Regions from separate parts of the Homo sapiens genome. Here region 2 is linked to region 1. Evidence: read pairs that join two places in POLR2A ChIA-PET (ENCODE). Cell type or tissue: Panc1. All regions are shown on one strand. Each heading gives the region's core, and the rest is flanking DNA. Links, peaks and the distances in the headings are about the cores only.

Region 1 (2,895 bases), core at 396-2,895:
ATTCTAAGCAACAAGTTCCTGATTGTACGAATGAGAGAACTACTGTGGAGAAAGGAAGATTGCCAGAGGTTTTACCGAGAGCATGAAGGTAGGATCAGTAGTCCTCTGAATGGAAGGTGCCTCAATCCCAAGAGGCCATAAGAGAGATTTTACCTGGAACACAATGGCAGGCTCTCTGACCTACCAACCGTGTACAGTTGCAGCCAGTTTTCTAAAATCTTGGTTTAAAACACACACTTTTCATGATTATCCATCTTTTCCCAAGGAGGGTTCTACCTTGTAGTCCCAACCAGAAACTTAGTTTTATGTCTTGATAATATCAGTAGTTAACATATAGTGAATGAATGTTTACCATCAGACATTGTCCTAATGCTCATTTTTTCATTCAATTTTCCCAACAACCCTAAAAAGTAGGTGTTGTTATATCCCTCGTACGCAGATTAGGAAGCCAAGTTTAGGAGGTTAATGATTTACCCAAAACTACGCAGGTTGTAAGTGGCAGACCCTGGATTCAGACCCAGGTTTGTCAGACTCCAAGGTCCTTGTTCTTTTCTCTGAAACAATTTTTATTATTCTAGGTAAGGAGGTAGAAGTACAGAAAGTTGCCTTGGGCACCAGGATGAAGGTATCTTGATGAAGGTCCTCTCTCTTTGCAGGGCGTTTTTTCTATCAGAGGCTGGTGGAGTTCATGGCCAGGTACTTCAAATTTGGTTCCAGCATCTTTATCCACTGAGGCTAATCTCCCCTGCCCCTAAATGGATTTGTTCATTTCACTGCCATTCTTTAAAGTTGTAATCAGGCCAGGCACGGTGGCTCATGCCTGTAATCCCAGCACTTTGGGAGGCTGAGGCGGGTGGATCACTTGAGGTCAGGAGTTTGAGACCAGCCTGGCCAATGTGGTGAAACACCGTCTCTACTAAAAATACAAAAAATTAGCCCGGCATGGTGGCAGGTGCCTGTAATCCCAGCTACTCGGGAGGCTGAGGCAGGAGAATCGCTTGAACCTGGGAGGTGGAGGTTGAAGTGAGCCAAGATCGTGGCACTGCACTCTAGCCTGGGCAACAAGAGTGAAACTTCGTCTCAAAAACAACAACAACAGCAAAAAATTAGCCAGGCATGGTGGCGGGTGCCTGTAATCCCAACTACTCGGGAAGCTGAGGCAGGAGAATCACTTGAATTCAGGAAGCAGAGGTTGCAGTGAGCCGAGATTGAACCATTGTACTCTAGCCTGGGCAACAGAGTGAGACTCCATCTCAAAAAATAAAGTTGTAAACAATGTCAAATCTGAAGAAACACGGGTTTGGGGCTGTCACTGAGCCGATGCTGACCTGTTAGGCACCTGTCCTCTGGTGGTTAGAAGAGTCCCCTTGAATGCTGCATAGCCACCCTGCTGATCTCTGCAGGCTTGATGTACACCAGCAGGGGCCCTGCATCACCTATTTGAAGCAGCATTGGTACTCAGCTGGAAAGGCAGGAAAACTCTCAGAACGTAGAGTGTGTTTTTATTCAGGCCCTGCTCACAGCACACCCTCCTAGTCTAGATGGCCAGGTTCTTTACATGTGCTTGTTTTGTTCACAGCGGGCCAATCCGAGCCTACATCCTTGCCCACAAGGATGCCATCCAGCTCTGGAGGACGCTCATGGGACCCACCAGAGTGTTCCGAGCACGCCATGTGGCCCCAGATTCTATCCGTGGGAGTTTCGGCCTCACTGACACCCGCAACACCACCCATGGTTCGGGTGAGTCCCCTGTCCATAGCCATAGGATATTTTGGGGTTAGCGGGCAGGCTGTGTGGTAGAGTTGACAGCCAGGTCCCTCCAGTGAGCTTTCTTCCATTTGTGTTTCTGGTCTTTGTAGCCATGTTGGCAGATGTGGCCTGTGGACTTTCTTTACATGCCCCAGGACTGAAGGGGCAGGCAGAGTAGAGGCTCAGGATTCTGAACCTGATTATGACTGCCTCTTGCTTCTACCATGTGAGAACCCCTTCTCTGTCTTATCTCCCCTTACAGACTCTGTGGTTTCAGCCAGCAGAGAGATTGCAGCCTTCTTCCCTGACTTCAGTGAACAGCGCTGGTATGAGGAGGAAGAGCCCCAGTTGCGCTGTGGCCCTGTGTGCTATAGCCCAGAGGGAGGTGTCCACTATGTAGCTGGAACAGGAGGCCTAGGACCAGCCTGATGCAGGTCTATGAAGACCAGTGGTAGTGCCCAGACTTCTCCTAGACATCTAGTCTAAAACATTCTCCTAGGACCAGGGAAGCCTGGCTTACAGTGCCATTTCTGCTGGGCACCACCACCTGCCTGAGGGCCTAGCTCACCACAGCACATCCTCCAGGATCTAGCCTTCTATCTACCTCTTCTCTGGAATGTTTATGGTGGTTCAGAAGAATGATGACTCCTCTTTGCTGAGAACTGTTCATCCTTCTTCAAGAAGAAGCTTGCCAGGCCGGGCACGGTGGCTCACGCCTATAATCCCAGCACTTTGGGAGGCCGAGGCAGGCGGATCACAAGGTCAGGAATTCGAGACCAGCCTGACCAACATGGTGAAACCCCATCTCTACTAAAAATACAACAATTAGCCAGGCATGGTGGTGCATGCCTGTAATCCCAGCTACTCAGAGGCTGAGGCAGGAGAATTGCTTGAACCTGGGAGGCAGAGGGTGCAGTGAGCCGAGATCGTGCCATTGCACTCCAGCCTGGGCGACATTCTGTCTCAAAAAAAAAAAAAAAGAAGCTTGTCTAATTGACTTGCCTAAAAAATGCAGTGACTCCAAACAACATTTGACCTGTCTTCCTCAATAAAAGTCAGTGTTCTCCTGAATCCTTTATGCTGCCACATTTAGGGGAAACTTTTCAGGCTTCATCATTCTGACTTCTCAGCAGCATTCAGTTATTG
Region 2 (2,907 bases), core at 246-2,745, 180 kb before region 1:
AAATTCCTGACCTCAGGCGATCCGCCTGCCTCGGCCTCCCAAAGTGTTAGGATTACAGGCATGAACCACTGCGCCTGGCCTATTTATTTTATTTTTTAATTTTTTGAGACGGAGTCTCCCACTGTTGCTCAGGCTGGAGTGCAGTGGCACAATCTTAGCTCACTGCAACCTCCCTCCTTGGTTCAAGCGATTCTCCTGCCTCAGCCTCCTGAGTAGCTGGGACTACAGTTTTGCGCCACTACGCCCTGCTAATTTTTGTATTTTTAGTAGAGACAGGGTTTTACCATGTTAGCCAGGGTAGTCTAGAACTCCTGACCTCAAGCGATCCGCCCACTTCGGCCTCTAGAAGTGTTGCCACCGCGCCTGGCCAGTTTTTTATTTTTATTTTTTATTTATTTACTTTTTTGAGATGGAGTTTCGCTTTTGTTGCCTAGGCTGGAGTGCAATGGTGTGATCTTGGCTCACTGCAATCTCTGCCTCCTTGGGTTCAAGAGATTCTCCTGCCTTAGCCTCCCAAGTAGCTGGGATTGCAAGCACCCACCATCATGTCCGGCTAATTTTTTTTATACTTTCTCGAATTCCAGACCTCAGGTGATCCACCTGCCTCGGCCTCCCAAAGTACTGGGATTACAGGTGTGAGCCACCGCACCCAACCGTTTTTTATTTTTTAAAATCTTTTATCATCCAGTACAAAATGTAAGGCTGACTTTTTTTTTTTTTTTTTTTTTTTTGAGACAGAGTCTCACTCTGTCCCCCAGGCTGGAGTGCAGTGGTGCGATCTTGGCTCACTACAACCTCCACCTCCTGGGTTCAAGCGATTCTCCTGCCTCAGCCTCCTGAGTAGTTGGGACTACCGGCTAATTTTTAGTAGAGACGGGGTTTCACCATGTTGACCAAGCTGGTCTCAAACTGCTAACCTTGTGATCCGCCCATCTCGGCCTCCCAAAGTGCTGGGATTACAGGCATGAGCCACCGCACCCTGGCCACGAGACAGTTTTAATCTCAGCACTTTGAGAGGCCGAGGAGGGAAGATTGCTTGAGGCCAGGAGTTGGAAACCAGTTAGGTAACATAGTGAGACCCCTGTCTCTGCAAAAATAAATGTGGTAGTGCATGCCTGTGGTTCCAGCTACTGGGGAGGCTGAGGTGGGAGAATCACTTGAGCCTGGGAGGTGGAGGCTGCAGTGAACTGTGATCATATCACTGCACTCCAGCCTGGGCAACAGAGTGAGACCCTGTCTCAAAAAATAAATTAAAAAAGAAAAAGAATGAAGCTTGGCCTCTGCAAACACGGCAGGGTGGCTAGTAAGGGGCTCTGTCTGCATTTGGAAGTCAGGTTTTTTTTTTTTTCTTTCATTTTTGAGACAGAGTTTTGCTCCTGTCCCCAGGCTGGAGTGCAATGGCGTGATCTTGGCTGAATGCAACCTCTGCCTCTCGGGTTCAAGCGATTCTCCTGCCTCAGCCTCCCAAGTAGCTGGGATTACAGGCACCCGCCACCGTGCCCGACTAATTTTTGTATTTTTAGTAGAGACAGGGTTTCACCATGTTGGCCAGGCTGGTCTCGAACACCTCACCTCAGGTGATCCGCCCTCCTCGGCCTCCCAAAGTGCTGAGATTGCAGGCATGAGCCACTGCCCCCTCCTAGAAGTCAATTTTGGTGAGCTTCCCAGCCCAGGGCCTGCTTTCTCAAAGGGCAGGCCCTCTGGCCTCCTGCCTCCAGGCCTCTGTGTCCTCCCCTTGGCTCTTGGCCCTCTCACCTGTGGAAGTGGCCATGCAGGTCAGAGGTGGGGGACCCAGGGGTGTGTGTGACCCCTGGCACGGTGCTTGGCATACAGCAAGCTTGCAGGCAGAGGCAACTGTCCTTATCACTCAGGGGCCAGCCTCCCTGCCCTGGGGCTGTTGTGGAGTGCAGGGGAACAATGGGGGCCTCCTGTTCTGGCCACACTGGCCTCTGCCCTCCTGGGGCTTCTCTCAGTCTTCACCCTGTGCTTTGTGAGCCATGTTATCTTCACTGTCTGCCTCCTACACTGGACTGTGGGCTCCCAGAGGCCAGGGCTGGCTGTCTTGCCCACTGTTAAGTTTTTTGACTCAAATCACAGTGCCTGGCTTGTGGCATGTGCCCTATACCCATCTGCTGATCAGTTGGTTGTGAGGTGGACAAGATAGATGTATGTGTGTGGCATGGGACTTGAAGAGCTTCCTCCCATGCCTCTGAGGGTGGGACAAGCGGGGGAGACCCAGGGAGAGACAGTTACAGGGACTCACATATACCCCAGTTTACACAAGAGGAAACAGATTGAAACAGGTGCAGGCCACCCGACAAGGAAGTAGCTATAACTGTATTGCCCAGACCCCTTCTGGCAAGAGGGGCATGCCTTGGGAAGGTGTGGATGCTGGTCTGGGGAGGGGCGAGGTGCCCCGGGTCACGTCTAGCTCTTTGGCAGGTTCGGAGCGACCTTGGCCGTTGGCCTGACCATCTTTGTGCTGTCTGTCGTCACTATCATCATCTGCTTCACCTGCTCCTGCTGCTGCCTTTACAAGACGTGCCGCCGACCACGTCGTAAGCGTGCCCACCCTGCCCCACTGTGACCCCCTGGGGTGGTAAGGGAAGCTGACCAGGCCCTGCTTTGGCTAAGCTGGAGGGATGGGTGGCAAGCCTGGCTCTCAAGACCTGGGGAGATGGAGGAGGGTCCTGACTGGAATTCTCTTTGCAGCGGTTGTCACCACCACCACATCCACCACTGTGGTGCATGCCCCTTATCCTCAGCCTCCAAGTGTGCCGCCCAGCTACCCTGGACCAAGCTACCAGGGCTACCACACCATGCCGCCTCAGCCAGGGATGCCAGCAGCACCCTACCCAATGCAGTACCCACCACCTTACCCAGCCCAGCCCATGGGCCCACCGGCCT

The links. ChIA-PET counts read pairs that join two places held together with the same protein. Peaks named below come from ENCODE experiments on the same cell type or tissue, not always from the same donor. Only the 100,000 strongest peaks of a DNase experiment are listed, where the experiment ranks them.
Region 2: POLR2A ChIA-PET joins it to region 1 with 5 read pairs; 4 of 35 experiments call an interaction of 5 or more read pairs at or near these places.

What each region holds. Positions count from the first base shown.
Region 1 is chr3:48,293,920-48,296,814 of GRCh38, reverse strand. It overlaps NME6 (NME/NM23 nucleoside diphosphate kinase 6), which reads left to right. Exons shown (of 6, transcript NM_001308426.2): 3 at 1-88; 4 at 657-696; 5 at 1,580-1,740; 6 at 2,012-2,895. The coding sequence ends at 2,178. Among named protein-coding and RNA genes, the nearest start is that of NME6, 6.0 kb to the left of the region's middle. In Panc1, for the core only: no CTCF peak of the experiment used is centred there; no DNase peak of the experiment used is centred there.
Region 2 is chr3:48,469,379-48,472,285 of GRCh38, reverse strand. SHISA5 (shisa family member 5) reads left to right here. Exons shown (of 6, transcript NM_016479.6): 4 at 2,443-2,558; 5 at 2,713-2,907. Among named protein-coding and RNA genes, the nearest start is that of TREX1, 4.6 kb to the right of the region's middle. RefSeq lists an enhancer at 2,216-2,365. In Panc1, for the core only: no CTCF peak of the experiment used is centred there; no DNase peak of the experiment used is centred there; H3K4me3 peaks cover 323 bases; H3K27ac peaks cover 166 bases.